Linked DNA regions of Mus musculus: region 2 is linked to region 1. A link is a loop called in an ENCODE intact Hi-C map of the cell type or tissue named here. Cell type or tissue: left cerebral cortex. All regions are shown on one strand.

Region 1 (8,000 bases):
CTCAGGCAACTCACTTCTGTAAACCTGTTTTCTCTCAATAGAAGTTGTCATGAGGATGAAATGTGATCATGTGTGTAAGGAACCCAGGGCACCGCCTGACTCAAAGTTAATAAATGCCAGCTCTTATAATAATTGACAAGACTAGCCTAGCAGGTTCCTGGGTCCCCCTGGAATGAAGACCCTGGCATAGGCTCAGATCAGATATTCAGACAATCCAGTGGTTCCAACTTTACTGATTGTTATTGTTAAGAGATGAGTAATACAGCAAACATTTGCTTTCTCTGAAGTAATGGTGTGAATTTGGTAGCTAATCCAACTGAGCCAATACTTATCTGCATCCACATTAGTTTGGAGGCTTAAAAGGGAGAGTGGAGTTGTTCTAGGGCCAGGATCAAGGATATGGGGAATCTAGGAACCTGTCTGCTAGAGCCCTGGAAGTAAAGCTAGGCACTGGGTTACATCCACAAACCTCCTTCCAGAAGCCCTCAGAGAATGTCTTGGGTTCCTCTGCAGATGAGAAGGAATCCAGTAGCCCTGAATCACCTGTAAGAGCACTCAAGCGCTACAGTCTCGTGGCTTCCTTCCCAGCTTGTCTTAGCTTGCCTTCTGTGTTGGTCAGGATTCTCTAAAGGGAGAGAATTGATGGAGTGAAGATATATTAAAAAGGGATTTATTAGGTTATATTACATAATATGGGCCTGGCAGTTCAACACACTGGAGAGGCTGGGAATCTTGTATTAGTTCTGTAAAGCTGGTTGTCTCAGCATTCCTAATCTGGTGCTGATGTCCTAGAAGATTCCTGGAGCTACTGGTCTCAGTCCATGTTGGAAGCCCAAAGCTGTTTCTAATATCAGCAAAGGAATGTGGTAGCAACAAGATAGATGAGCTTGCCAGAAGGAGTGAAGGCAACAAGCAAAAAGGGAAGTTTCCTTCTATCCGGCTGCTAGCAGAAGCTGCCGTCCACACGTATCTGATGAAGACAAGTCTCTCAGGCCAGGGGGTGCTGGCTTGCATTTTAATTTACTTCAGATTTAGTCAGGCTGATGACCAAGACTGGCTCTCACCCCTTCCCACGTCTGTCTACTCTTCCCTGTCTGTACGTTAGTTTCTCAGCCGACATGCTGCTGTTCCAGGCAGAACGTGTCTTCACTGTGCAAGCCTGTCTTTCTGTACCCACTCCTTACTATTCCTTCTCAATGACAGTACCTTTTCACTGCTGTCCCCAGGGTCCTTTGCACTAGCTCTTCCTGGAATGTCCCTTCCCTTCTCCACCAAGAGAAGACTTCCTTCATGAAAACCCAGCTCAGGTGTCATGTGCCAGATGTCACAGGAAGCTATCCCCTTTCCCCTGCAGGCCTCTCATGATGCCCACACTTGTCACTCCTCTCTCTGACATAGCAGAGAGTTCCTCTCCTAGATGTGTTCTTTGTTTGTTTGTTTCTTTTTGAGGAAGAGCGATCTCCTGTCTTACATTTCTCAAAAGACAAAATTACAACAAATTTCATCATAAATATCAATGACTTTTCTTCAGGGTTAGTGAATCAGGGCTATAAAATTGAACAGAAGCCATTGTGCCCAGCAGTGGACTCAAGACCAGTAGACCTCGGCGAACCTTTGCTCTTGACCACCCACAGACTTTCGGAACCGTGGCAGCAGTAACAGCAGCCCCGGCAGAACTGCTCATCATTGGCTGGTACATCTTCCGAGTGCTGCTGCATGGGTTCAGGTACTCCTTGCAGAAGCTGGCGCACACGGTGTCCTGGACTGGGCAGCAGGTGCTGGGGGACAGCAGGCAGCGAGCCCCCAACTGAGGCCCCAGCTCCCAGGCCTGGGCAGCTATGTCATCAGGTGTTCCTGTACTTCTCACCCAGCATGGGAGCCAGTGCAGTGCAGGAATGGGGGGGGGGGTCCCCTGTGCTCCTTCATCAGAAGAGCACTTGCCAAGGTCAGTGAGAGGCCGGTAGGCCCCCCAGAAAAGCAGCACCAGACAATGATGAAGATATCAGTTCCCTTCCCAGCCCCTTTGTCCCTGTTCTACTACCGGCCGGTGGGAGAGGAAGGGGGGAGAGGGGAGCAACCCTCGAGATATGAGCATAGGCACCACATTCTGATCGGACCAAGTCTGAACACTCCCATCTCAGCCGGGCAAGATCCTACCGTGGAGATCCAACACCCCACCAACCAACAGAATGGACATTCTGACATCACCAGCTGAAGCCCTGAATCTCAGTGCAAAAGAGAAAGTGCCAACTGCATGCAGCATGGTGGGAGTGGAGGGCGTGGGTGGTGGAGGAAGAGGGTTAAGAAAGCTAGTGAGGCCCTCTTGCTGTCCCTTGCCTATGGCACACATATTCCTGCCTTGCTCCCTCATACTCTCTTTCCCCTGCCTTCCAAAGCCCTTCCCAAAGTCTGTCACTGGATTCGGACATATCCAACCCGTAATTGAATCCCACCTTTACCAAAACGCCGTCTCTGACCCGGGGCCCTTCACTGATCTTGCTTCTTCCTGGTGGCACGCAGCAGTTGTGGTCAGTATTGTGGTAGTTGTTAATTGTACTGATTTAAGTGTGCATTAGTTGTGTCTCCTGAGCTAGATTGTAAGCTCCTGGAGACAAGGACCACCTCCACAAAAACAAAAACAAAAACAAACAAACAAACAAACAAAACGGACCTCTCCTGTCTTGTACAGTGTCCTAGGACCCAGCAGGCCAGTGGAGGTGCACAAAAAAAAAAAAAACAAAAAAAACAAAAAAAAAAAACAAACAAACAAAAAAAAAGAGCAGAAGCTCTCACTTTTGTTAGACAATGTCTGACAATGTTAGAACAGTTAAGCTTTGCACAATGAGACAAAGTAACCGAAGAGGTGAAGGAAGCTGAGGGCCTAAGGTAAAGTTAGGAGATGGAAGCAGAGTGAACTGAGTGAACTTCCTTTTTTTGGCTTATGTAGACTGGAATCTGTTTCTGGAAAGCTAGTATGTTTTGGGGCTAATTTACTTACCTTTTGGGTTGTGAGCCTAGCCTTTAACAACTAAGCCATCTCTCCAGCCCTGATTTACACACTCACCTTTTCTGTTTATGTGGTATTAAGCTCTAATGACTCTATTTTGATTTGGTCTGGTCTGTTGGGGCCCCAGGCAAGAGTTCAGCTCTAAATTGTGTCCTCCTGTAATTGTTCTTAACACACTAGTGCTCCTGAAGAGCTGTTCTGTGTTGTAGAAGCTTTCTGTGTTCTTCACAGTGCCTGGCATCAAACTTGAGTTGCAGGAGGCTTTTAACTCAAGGAGTCCTCCTGGGGCAAGGGAGGTTCCTCAGGGAGATTGCATATTTTCCAGTGCAAGGCCGGCTGTGCTGCTGGGACCAACGCAGAACCAAGTTCAGCTTTTACTGCCATCTAGTGTCAGACCCGGTATTAGGTTTTGATGTAATTAAATGTAAGGAATGGCTGCTGGGCCCAGGGCCAGGCCACCAGAGCAGTTGTTAACCATTTACAACATTGCATGCCAAAATATGATAGTTATCTTTATGAATATTAATACCAGGACAACCACTATTTATGAAGCTATTTACAGTTTAAAGAGATTTTACTTCACTCAAACCATGTTGCAACCTGAGGTCAGCAGAATAGCAATGGCTTTTATTTACACAGGGCTTAACAGAGATGAGTAATCTCAATGGCATTGCCTACTATTACCGCTACTACTACTACTACTACTACTACTACTACTACTACTACTACTACAAAACAGCCCTCTTCTTCCATTTCCTCCTTCTCCCTCATACTATCCTGTGTTTAGAATGTGCCAGACAGGGGACTGTGAGATCTCCAGATACCATGTAGAAGGCCCTTGAACTGGACTTGTCATACCTTGGAGTTTTAGTTCAGGTAAGTCCTAAAGAAGCCACGTGTTCATATATTTAAAAGCAGTGCTGTCTAGTAGAGCTCTAATACAAGCTGTGTATGTGGTCTAACTTTTTCTAGTAGCCATATTTATTTTTAAAAGGAAAGAAATGGGATCAATTGTAATGAACTGTATTATTATTAACCCAACATGTTACACAGAGTCCCATGCCTATTCATGATGAAGATAATAATGAGATGTTTTACATTCGTTTATTTTTACTAAGTTTATAAATGATGGTAATGGTTATACTCACAGGGCTATTGCAGTTAGGACAGCAACTCTTCAAAGTTTTCATTGGCCATATGTGGCATGTGGCTGCTGTGTCAGATGGTGCAACTCCAAAGGAAAGAGGGTGGCCTTGCATCTAGGCTGGCCTCACTGACTAGAAGTCTGCAGTCAGACTGGGAGCCTCAGCCCCCATTCAGCCATTTGTATGAGGAGGTGGGGCTTGAGGAGAGAATCTGAGAAGAATTTCTTTGAGATAGATCTGAACACCCTGTGGTTTCTTGAGGAAGGTTAGTGGCCTTCATCTCAAGTTAGAGAGCACCAGAAGTTTTCACAGTGCAGACATGGATACCTGACTTCTCCACATCTGAGAGGATGTGGTCAAGATTAACTGCAGGCAATCATGATGTCAGGAGAAAGGAACCCAGAAGGAACAAGCTTGGTTGTGCTAAGGGCAGAATAAGGGACGTATTCTTGGAATATTGGCAACCTTGAAGAATCCAACCCAAAATTCATGAACAGGGATTATGGAGTTGTATGAGCAGCTGGCCAGAGGTTGCTTCAGCAACCAAAGAGGATGGTGTGGTGTGAGAGTCCCAGGGAAGATGGTTTCTGAGAAGGTCCCAATAGAACTCCATGATAGCAAGAACCAGGACTCTGTACCTGCTTCCCAGAGCTGAATTCTCTGATCTTATATCTGTGAAAGCCTTGCCTATTTTCACAAGCCTCCTATTGCTCTCTATGTAGACCCCAAATGGCGTTTTCTGTGAGGAGAAGGCAGTGACCTTCCTTTCCCTTTGGTACATCCACAGCAGCTGTCATTTTACCAGGATCTGGGACAAGAACTGATATTTCTGGAGATGAATGCAGGACTGTATCACCTCCACAGGGCCCCACTGAAGAAGGCATTCATTGCATCTTGAAATAATAATTGTTAGTTTTCATTGCTATGAGAGATACGGCAGCGATTGAAAGAAGGGCAGATTTGTTGGGACTCACTGTTGCATAGGGTTTGTGTCAAATGCCAGCTGGATCCGTTGCTTTTAGCCCAAAGAAGGGCAGAGCATCATGGTGGTAGGAACATGTGGAAGAGAAAGCTGCTCACATCAGAGAAGCCAAGAAGCAGAGAGAGAAATGGAAGGAACCAGGATGAAACACTCCTCAAAGGCTTATTCCATCCTCTACTATGTCCTACCTCCCACTGTCTCCTGATCCATTACCAAATTGTGAATTCAGCAGTGGGTTAATCTGTTTATTATGTGTATTCGCTTGTCAAAGATTGGATCCACTGTTTGGAGAGCAAGCCTATAAGCTATTGAGGGAAATTGCACATCTAATGGTAATATTTTACCCCAACAAACATTTACCGGAGACCCAACAACAGTGGCTGCTATTGTTAGTGTGCTAGTTATTTGTACTACAGCGTATGAAAATCATTGGTGTCGGTAGACCCACAATATAGACATGTTAATTGAACATCCCTACTAGAAGCAGAGGAAATCCCACTCAGACGGGGGAAGTAAACATTGAATGGAGTGGCTCATATAAGGATGAAGCCTGGAGGTCACCAGCATGCGTCAGGGACAGGTCAGCCCAGATACCTTCCCAGCACTGTAGTCCAAAGATAAAAAATAGCATCAATGTCTGGGTCCACTGAGGTTGATCCTGGGTCTTTATTTGACCTAGGGAGTTAAGCAGAATGCACATAATGCTATTGAGCACCCAAGGATCTATGGTGGATTCTTGGAAATCATGATGGTGTTATTGCTGGAAGAGAGAAGGAGCCAAGAGAGAAAAACTATTCTACCATCATGCACTGCATGATAACTGCAGAAGGCGGCGAGAATACAGGCAAGGGCCGGATCTCTGTCTCTGTCTCTCTGTGTCTCTTTCTGTCTCTGTCTCTCTCTTTGTCTCTCTCTTACTCTCTTTGTGTATCTGTGTGTGTGTGTGTGTGTGTGTGTGTGTGTGTGTGTGTGTGTGTAGCAAGCAAGAAAGCAGTTGACTCAGTAGCCAGTGTTGGTTCAAACTTCAGTCTGTCTGAGTTGTTTATTTTAGATATATTTAAGCACTGCACAATTTGGTGAAAACTATTCTTGTGATGATTAACTCAATCCTGTGTGCACAGCTAAGCATGGCTAAGTCTCTCTAAGGAACAAAGTAAACTACATACTGATTAGACATGACTACATTTGAAACTCTTTGTGAAGTATATGTGACACCTTCCATAAAGATGGGTTCTATAGAGTGACTGAGAAAAACAAGTTTACAAGAAGGGTCTGGTCCAAGAAAGTCTTCAACCACACACATTTTCCAAAGGCCACCAGGCTAGAAAGCACTGCTGCTCCAGCCTTCTGGGTGGAAAACTGGTTTTTTATTCCTTCCCTTGAAGGAACAATCTCCTGTGCTTAACATTCCATTTCCCCCAGTACATGTCTGTGAGCACAAAGACCTCAGCGGTCTCCCTACAATTATATAACAACAAAATCAATGATGAGAATCCAAGTCTTCGTTTTCTACAAGTCAGCAATTATATGGATCTCATTAATGACATGTGGTTTGTTTAACCAGCTATGAACCCATATACTGTTTGTTTCTTTGACTTTTTCTCATAAAATTATTACCCTCTCTAGTCTGTTTGCCCAAAGAATCTCACTATCCATGCCAGTCTGGCCATGACCTTAGAGTCCTTCCTTCCTTTCTTCCTTCCTTCCTTCCTTCCTTTCTTTCTTCCTTCCTTCCTTCCTTCCTTCCTTCCTTCCTTCCTTCCTTCCTTCCTTCCTTCCTTCCTTCCTCTGGCTCCAGAGTGTTGTGATTAAAGGGCTGTGCCACCATGCCTGTCCCTCAAGGGATCCCCACAAGCTCTCGTCAGTACCTTACTCATGGGAGCTGGAGAGAAGATTCAACAGTTAAGAGCACTTGTGGCTCTTACAGAGGGTCTGGATCCAGTTCTCAGCAACGCCAAGATGGATCACAACTGTTGGTAACTCCAATCCCGAGGGATCAGATGCCTTCTTCTGGCCTTCATAGGAATTTGGTATACATATTGTGCACTTAAATATACATATGTAAAATATCTGTACACATAAAATAAAAACATAATTTTAAAAAATACTGCACTCATGGCCAAAAACATCTTGAGTCTTTTATTTCTCTTAGCATCCTCAGGTGGCTGTCTTCAATTTGTCACCTAGATCTACCATCCCCACCTGCTATGTGTCCCTGGAGATTGACAGTTCCTACCACAGCAATGGTTCCTTCACCCTGTAGTTGAATTTCCAGTTGCCTTTGGTTAAGGGGACAATTGGAAGAAGGCAGACTAGCTGGTTGACATGCTTATCCTCTGAGCTCTCCCAGTACAAGGTCATTTGAGTTTTACCCACACAGAGAAAGTGGTATGCTCTGCATATACTCTCCAGGTTGGCTGGTTCAGGGCGACATCCCTCCCACCCCCCGCACTTCCCTCAGGCTCAGGCATGGATGCTGCCTCACTGTTACTAACTCAGCTTCTGTCCCACTGACCCTCTGTGGTTTCCTTACTCCTCACTCCTCTTTGTGCTCAGCTCCTTTGTGAAAGTCTCTTTGGGAAGTAACCTAGTCGAATACACCATCTATCTCCTGCCAAGAGCCCAACATAAAACTCGTCCACAAAGTGAGTGAAAATTAGTTAAACGTGACTGCCATTGGGGAGCACATCCGATCTTCTCGTGGCTCCATTCTTTTTCAGGGGCTCACAGGCCATTCTTTTCACCTATATTCTTGTAATCTCAAACATTGAGATTGACAGCCCTTAGTTTCTGGAATGTCCTTTGTTATAAATCCCACTGATCTCTTCAGCCTTTGCTGCTCTTCGTTCTTTAGGATTCTCTAAAG
Region 2 (8,000 bases), 210 kb before region 1:
TCTTGAAACTTGCTCTGTAGAACAGGCTGGCCTCACAGAGATCCACCTGCTTCTGCCTCTGCCTCCTGCCTCTCTGCCTCTCTGCCTCTCTGCCTCTCTGCCTCTGCCTCCAGTGCTGGGAATAAAGGTGTGCACTGTCACCACCTGCCTAGCCATTATTTTCTCTTATTCCCCTTTCCTATAGATCTCTTCTTGCCCTCTCATTATCCATTTCTCCTCTAATGTCCTACAAATACATATTTCTACATCCTGCATATGAGATGCAGTCTAGTTTATTTTGCTTAACACGATCTCCAGTTCTATCTACTTTCCTGCAAAAGTCATGATTTCATTCTTTGCTGGCTTAAATTTTTAAAAAATGAAATATAAAATGTATATTATTTTCAAGGATTCTGTAATAAGGCAGATATAAGCTCTGTGGTGGTGGTATGCCACCTATAATCCTAGCAGAGTCAGGCAGAGTTCAAGGCCAGCCTGAGCTATAGAGTGAGTTCCAAGTACAGCTAGAGCTACACAGAGAAAACCTGTCTTAAAAGAAACAAAATAAATAAAATAAAGTTATTAAAAAATTAATTTGTGTGATGGACATTTAATTGTAGTCAGACAAAGTACATGGAATTAACATCCTGGAAGTGAAGACTATATGTGTTTATAAGGAAAGCATTTTTAAAAGTCAAGTGCTTTATATTTCCAAAGAGCCTTTTGCTGACCAGTTATGAAAGAGAATATGACAGTATATTAAGAGTCTTATTTTCTGGAGAAATTATTGACACACTGCTTTTAAGGTCAAGCATATATTAAGAAAGAACAGTAGCATCCCTCATAATTTAAAAATTAAAATATTACAGGTACTGGATAAAACTATAAGAAACAAAGATGTGTAATAAGAAGGAGAAAAGAGGTAAATGTGCCATTATTTTGCATGATCAACAGTATAAAAAGCTTTATCACAAGATAAACAATCTTACCTAATAAATGAGCCCAACAAGGTTATTAGTCTAGGAGAAAACTGAATATTATCCTGCACAAAAATATTATCAACTAGAAAAATAATAAAACCATAGTTTCCCTTCAGGATAGACACAGATCTGGATTGTATTTAGTAATTAACACGAGCTGTGTAAAATCCAGAGGGAAGTGCTGTAAGATCGAGAATTGACAAATGGGACCTAATGAAACTCCAAAGTTTCTGCAAGGCAAAAGACACCGTCAATAAGACAAAAAGACCACCAACAGATTGGGAAAGGATCTTTACCTATCCTAAATCAGATAGGGGACTGATATCCAACATATATAAAGAACTCAAGAAGGTGGACTTCAGAAAATCAAATAACCCCATTAAAAAATGGGGCTCAGAACTGAACAAAGAATTCTCACCTGAGGAATACCGAATGGCAGAGAAGCACCTGAAAAAATGTTCAACATCCTTAATCATCAGGGAAATGCAAATCAAAACAACCCTGAGATTCCACCTCACACCAGTCAGAATGGCTAAGATCAAAAATTCAGGTGACAGCAGATGCTGGCGTGGATGTGGAGAAAGAGGAACACTCCTCCATTGTTGGTGGGATTGCAGGCTTGTACAACCACTCTGGAAATCAGTCTGGCGGTTCCTCAGAAAATTGGACATAGTACTACCGGAGGATCCAGCAATACCTCTCCTGGGCATATATCCAGAAGATGCCCAACTGGTAAGAAGGACACATGCTCCACTATGTTCATAGCAGCCTTATTTATAATAGCCAGAAGCTGGAAAGAACCCAGATGCCCCTCAACAGAGGAATGGATACAGAAAATGTGGTACATCTACACAATGGAGTACTACTCAGCTATTAAAAAGAATGAATTTATGAAATTCCTAGCCAAATGGATGGACCTGGAGGGCATCATCCTGAGTGAGGTAACACATTCACAAAGGAACTCACACAATATGTACTCACTGATAAGTGGATATTATCCCAAAACCTAGGATACCCAAGATATAAGATACAATTTGCTAAACGCATGAAACTCAAGAAAAATGAAGACTGAAGTGTGGACACTATGCCCCTCCTTATAATTGGGAACAAAACACCCTTGGAAGGAGTTACAGAGACAAAGTTTGGAGCTGAGATGAAAGGATGGACCATGTAGAGACTGCCATATCCAGGGATCAACCCCATAATCAGCATCCAAACGTTGACACCATTGCATACACTAGCAAGATTTTATCGAAAGGACCCAGATGTAGCTGTCTCTTGTGAGACTATGCTGGGGCCTAGCAAACACAGAAGTGGATGCTCACAGTCAGCTAATGGATGGATCACAGGGCTCCCAATGGAGGAGCTAGAGAAAGTACCCAAGGAGCTAAAGGGATCTGCAACCCTATAGGTGGAACAACAATATGAACTAACCAGTACCCTGGAGCTCTTGACTCTAGCTGCATATGTATCAAAAGATGGCCTAGTCGGCCATCACTGGAAAGAGAGGCCCATTGGACATGCAAACTTTATATGCCCCAGTACAGGGGAACGCCAGGGCCAAAAATGGGGAGTGGGTGGGTAGGGAGTGGGGGTGGGTGGCTATGGGGGACTTTTGGTATAGCATTGGAAATGTAAATGAGCTAAATACCTAATAAAAATGGAAAAGAAAAAAAAAACAAAAAAAGAAAAACAAAAAAAAAAAAAAAACAAAAAAAACCCAACCAACCAAACAAACAAACAAAAAAAATCCAGAGGGAAATCATAGCCTATTTAAAAATCATGAAAAGAGGAGATAGTGCTTATGGACTGGATGAAACAATAAAGATAAAGACCTAATTTATCCTAAAACTAATGTATACATTTAGTATACTTCCAAAACTATTGCAGTTATGTTTTTAAAGGGGAATATCAGCTTTTCCAGATCTGGCACATCCACAATAACTTCATACTCCTGGCTAGCTGGAATGGAGTCAAATTAGGATGGTGTGGTAGAAGTGGAACTCATGACCACCCTACAAACCTGTTCACATACCCAGTAGTCATGTTCAGGTGATGTACATAAATAAATGTCTAGTTGCCAAACAAGGTATCCCACACCTTTAATCACAGCTCTTGGGAGGACAAGGCTAGGAGTATCTTTATGAGTTTGAGACCAGCCTGGTCTACATAGAGAGTTTCAGGACAGCCAGAGCTACATAGAGAGACCTGTCTCAAACAAACAAACAAACAGACAAACAAACAAAAAAACAAAAGGACTAATTAACTTCCTAGTTAATATAGGTGAAAATACCTTAAATCATTCTAATATCACAGTAGTTGCTGGGTTTTGAACTCATGACCTTTGGGAGGGCAATGAGTGCTCTTAACCACTGAGCCATTTTTCCAGGCCTAGTATTCATTCTAATAACAATTTCATTATCCAAACTAATTTAGATGCTGACTAGCAGAAAAATTAAAATGGGAATATTGGGCTTAGGCTGAAAAGACTGATTCTATGTCTTTCAAAAGAAAAATGTCTGAAAATATGACAGACTAGCCAATCTAACAAATATGTCGATATGAGGGAAGAAATAGAATGTAGGTTATGTGACCAAAGAGGAACTGACAAAGTTCACTTGCATAACCCGAACAATAAGTAGTGTGGGTCCATGATATTCTTATGAGATGCTCTTATCCTGTACTGACTGTGCCTGGAACTTGATGTATAGGCCAGGCTAGCCTCCAGGTTGCAGAGATTTACCTGCCTCTGTCTCCTGAGAGCTGGGATCAAAAGTGTGTGCCGCTATGTCCAGCCTTTTTATCTTTACTTTTAAAAGAAAGCATGCATGTGCTTTAATACAAACTCTTAAATAGTAAGTCTTTCTGTTTTAAATAGAAAAAAAACCCAGCAAATTGGTTAGCTTTTATCACAGGCATGTATAACATCTAATTTATGACTAAGTGGCTGGAAGTGAAAACCTGTAGGTATTCGAAGGACCCACAGCTTGGAAGTACAATACTGACCACAAGCTGCTACTTAATTTAAACAAAGTTTAAATTAGTTTTCACAGCTATGCTACCCATGCTTTAGATGAACATGACTGTGACTAGTATTACGGGCATCAGAGTATGGAATATTTCCATCACTGCATAATATTTTGTTGTGTATCTCTGTTGTAAATACCATAGGGTTTGTATTTTGCACCCCTGTAGTATATGTGGTTTTCATACTTAGAACTCCTCAAAGTTATTATGAACTAATGCCAAAATGTGGGTGCTACATGAAGACAAGAACCGTGTCTGTGCAAAACAAGATAAATGAGTACATTATCTGTGATGAACACTAAATAAGGATTTGTGAATAATGGATAAATACTATATTTCTATTCCTGGCAGTGTAGAGTTCAGAGTATAGATAGATATAATATATATGTGAATTTATGTAATGGCAAAGGCTTTGCAGTCAGGTCTCAGACCACTTTCTGCCCCATTTCCTGAGTATTTCATTGGGCTTCCCGAAGAGAAGTGGGGAGTAATAACCAGGTAATATGAATTTGGGGACCTAGTACTCTGGAATTAAAAACAGACAAGTGTTCAAAATATTGACTGAGGTAAATGGATTAAAGAAATTTTTTCTTGTGTTGTTTTACAAATTCATGTCAATAAAACCATTTTGGTGTGCATCATGACAAAAGGCATGGGATTTATTTTAGATTATTTTGTTATCTTAAATTCCTTATAAGTGTGTGGGTATGTCCACATGAGTGCAAGTACTGGCAGGGCCAAGGGCATTGAATCATCCTGGAATTGGTTTAAAGGTAGTTGTGGCCACCTGATGTGGGTCCTGGGGACCAAACTCAAGTCATTTGAGGCAAAAGTGTGCAATCATCATCATCATCTTCTCCTCCTCCTCCCCCTCCCCTTCTTCCTCCCCCTATTCCTCCCCCTCCTCCTCCTCCTCCTCCTCCCCCTATTCCTCCCCCTTCTCCTCCTCCTCCTTCTTCTTCTTTAAAAATGAGATGTATTTATTTATATGAGTACACTGTTGCTGTCTTCAGACACACCAGAAGAGGGCATCAGATCCCATTACAGATGATTGTGAGCCACCATGTGGTTGCTGGGAATTAAACTCAGGACCTCTGGAAGAGCGGTCAGTGCTCTTAACCGCTGAACCATCTCTCCAGCCCAACAGTTTGCAATTTTAACTTCTGAGCCAACCCTCCAACTGAGACAAAGTTTTAACAAGAAACACTGCTTACTTGATTCATGAGCATTAAAGCTTTATTTATATTTAAGGAGAGAAGTGGAAATGAGTAGTACTTTAAAAAGAAGAGCATATTGAAATGGAATCATTGAAAGAGACCTTAAATGAGCAAAAATGTAATCAAAAAAATTCCAAAGTTTCATTACAGTAGAAGTATTAGCACTTGGTGATCTTCATAAGCTTGAAAAGGTAGCAGCATATGTCAGTGCCCTGCACTGTCTAGAATAAATCAGCATTTACTGAGATTTTGATTTAACTAATACATCCACATCAGCTTTGTCTCCCTCACCAAGACTTTTTGGATTGCCATCAACAAGGACATTTTCCTCCTTCTTGGTGGGCTTCTGGTGACTGCCATCTCTGGCAGCCATTTGGACTCCAAGACTAACAAAATTGTGCATATCTTGCAGCTTCCTTCTCAGCCATTGCATCCTCTCCATGGAGGCCAGGTGTTTGCCCAGGTTGTGCATAAGCTGTATTTCACTGACAGCTCTCTTCCTAGAAAGAAGAGAAAGAGCGGACCGTTCCATTAGCTCCCCATGCCCACAACGTTAAAACCCACTACAAAGCCTCGAGTCCACACTTCCCTGTGCACAATGGGCTGCAGCACTTACCTCACGGGTTTCCCATCCGTTTGGGTAAGAAGACAGACTGCCAGCATGATGATCATCACTTTAGCCACGGTGTTTGCAGACATCATCTTTACTAAAAGAAGAAACAACCTTGAGATATTTTAAGATACTGTCAGTGTTCTAAAGTATGTAAATACAGCCTCAGTAGTTGTTATCCATAGCCACCAAAGCAAGCAATGATTAGCGGTGGTCACAGTAATTGACTGATCTATCTTTCATGAGTCTTTGGAATCTTTATATAACAGATGCATTAGTACTGTAATGCGTACACATAACTTAGAGAAGTGGCATGCATGACTTTCTTAGGTAGCTTTCTGAGATTTCTTGTACAAATTTTAACATTTGCTCTGTAAAACATACTGACTGAAGAACAGTTTTGATGATTTTCTCTCATATCTATGTTGTCTATATCTACATGCTTATAATAGCCTTGAAATTCACTAACCTCTTAATTAGGTAAACAATAACCATTCAGTGAGCAAACACTGTTTCCATGGCTAAGCTTGTTTTCAGATGCTAGCATAATAGCCATAAATGCCAAATTTGTAGGATTTTACCTTTATTTTTGAGATAAGACTTTGCTGTGTAGACCAGGCTGGCCTTGAGGTTATGATCCTCCTGCCTTGGTTTCTGGCACATTGGAAGTCCAGGCATTCATCATCATGTCTAACTATAAGGTTTAATTTTGATGCCTTTACTGAACTAATAATGTAACACCTTCTCCAACAACGACAAAAAAGTCTTAGGCTAGAAGGATGACTCAGTTAGTGAATGCTTGCTGTATAAACACAGACCTCAGTTCAAATCCCTAGCACCCCTAAAAAATGTTGGGCACAGCAGCAATGACCTGTAATCCTAGCATTGGGAAGGTTTCAAAAAAAAAAAAAAAGGTGGAGAATGATAGAGGAAGGCATCCAACAATCCAACATTGACCTCTAGTCTTTACATACACACACATACACACATATTTATTACACGTATGTATATGTGTTATAGCATTTAAAAATCAGAGCCAGGAGTGGTGGTGCACACCTTTCATCCCAGGTACTGGGAAGTGGAGACAGGGAGATCTTTATGAGTTCAAGACAAGCCTGTTCCAGGATAGCCAAGGCTACACAGAGAAACCCTGTCTCAAAAAACCAAAACAACAACAACAACAAAATCAAATTAATTTCTTATAATATTTTCTTGGAGCTTTGACCCTTAATAAAACGAGTATCTACATCTTACAGCTTCAACTTCACAGTTATAATTTAATATAACTTCTAGTTCTTCTTGCTCATAAATCAATGTGCATATTTTGGCTTAATCCATAGCTCTGTGGTTGCAGACTTTATTATTATAGTAGCATTAAAAAAAACACTTTCTCCTTCCTAAGTGACAACACAATAGGAATTATGTTTCTGTTTTAAAAGGAGATTGCATCCTTAGTTAATAAGAGACCTTACAGCCTGCACCATTTCTCTTCAGTGTGCACTGCAGAGCTATGGGTGGAGCAACAAAGGAAAGTCTTCCGGGCTGTGTCAGTCACAGGCACTGTAGCTGGCTGACAGTAGCATTGCTGTCTAATCCTAGCTCAGCTCCCGTGACCTGGTGACATCTCTGCCTTATTTCCTTGCTCTTTTGCAGAAGATGGACTTCTTACTTAGGATGAGAAGAGCTTAAATGATCATGAAGCATCTTTAAGATGCATGTATCATTTTAAAGATTAGAAAACACTGGGTTTTTTATGTAAAAGGTATGAATATTCAACACTGAAAGGAAAAATTGCAGCCTTAGTATGCAAGCTAAACTCCTGAAAGCCATAAAAAAAATAAAACCTAGATAAGGATACCCTACAAGAAAATATATATATACTCCACATGATAAATAATTGTTGACTTTTTACATTAGATTTATTGTCCCATGGCCAGCCTGATTTTTATCCCAAATTTCTGATGATGAGATCAATAAAACCAATCGTGCCAATGTTCATTGGGTCCCTGTACTTTCAGGTGGTATTAAAAATAAGATATTCAAAGAAGCATTAACCATAGAAATAGATGCTTCATGACTTTTTTTTTACCATAAATGTATTTTACCTCTACATTTTTCTGTTTAGCAAAATTCACCTTCCTTTAACATTTTCAATTTTTTAAAAATGGCATGATATTGGTAGGAGAT

The links. Hi-C counts contacts between places; a loop is a spot of excess contacts. Peaks named below come from ENCODE experiments on the same cell type or tissue, not always from the same donor. Only the 100,000 strongest peaks of a DNase experiment are listed, where the experiment ranks them.
Region 2: it touches region 1 in a loop (7-fold over the local background); 40 of 42 quality-filtered maps call a loop at or near these places.

The regions. Positions count from the first base shown.
Region 1 is chr7:113,591,214-113,599,213 of GRCm38, forward strand. It overlaps the pseudogene Gm33828. Among named protein-coding and RNA genes, the nearest start is that of Far1os, 30 kb to the left of the region's middle. In left cerebral cortex, a CTCF peak has its summit at 3,399 (motif pointing left); a DNase peak (open chromatin) is centred at 3,384.
Region 2 is chr7:113,380,376-113,388,375 of GRCm38, forward strand. Pth (parathyroid hormone) reads right to left here. Exons shown (of 3, transcript NM_020623.2): 2 at 5,820-5,910; 3 at 5,201-5,703. The coding sequence starts at 5,905. The coding sequence ends at 5,442. Among named protein-coding and RNA genes, the nearest start is that of Pth, 4.2 kb to the right of the region's middle. In left cerebral cortex, no CTCF peak of the experiment used is centred here; no DNase peak of the experiment used is centred here.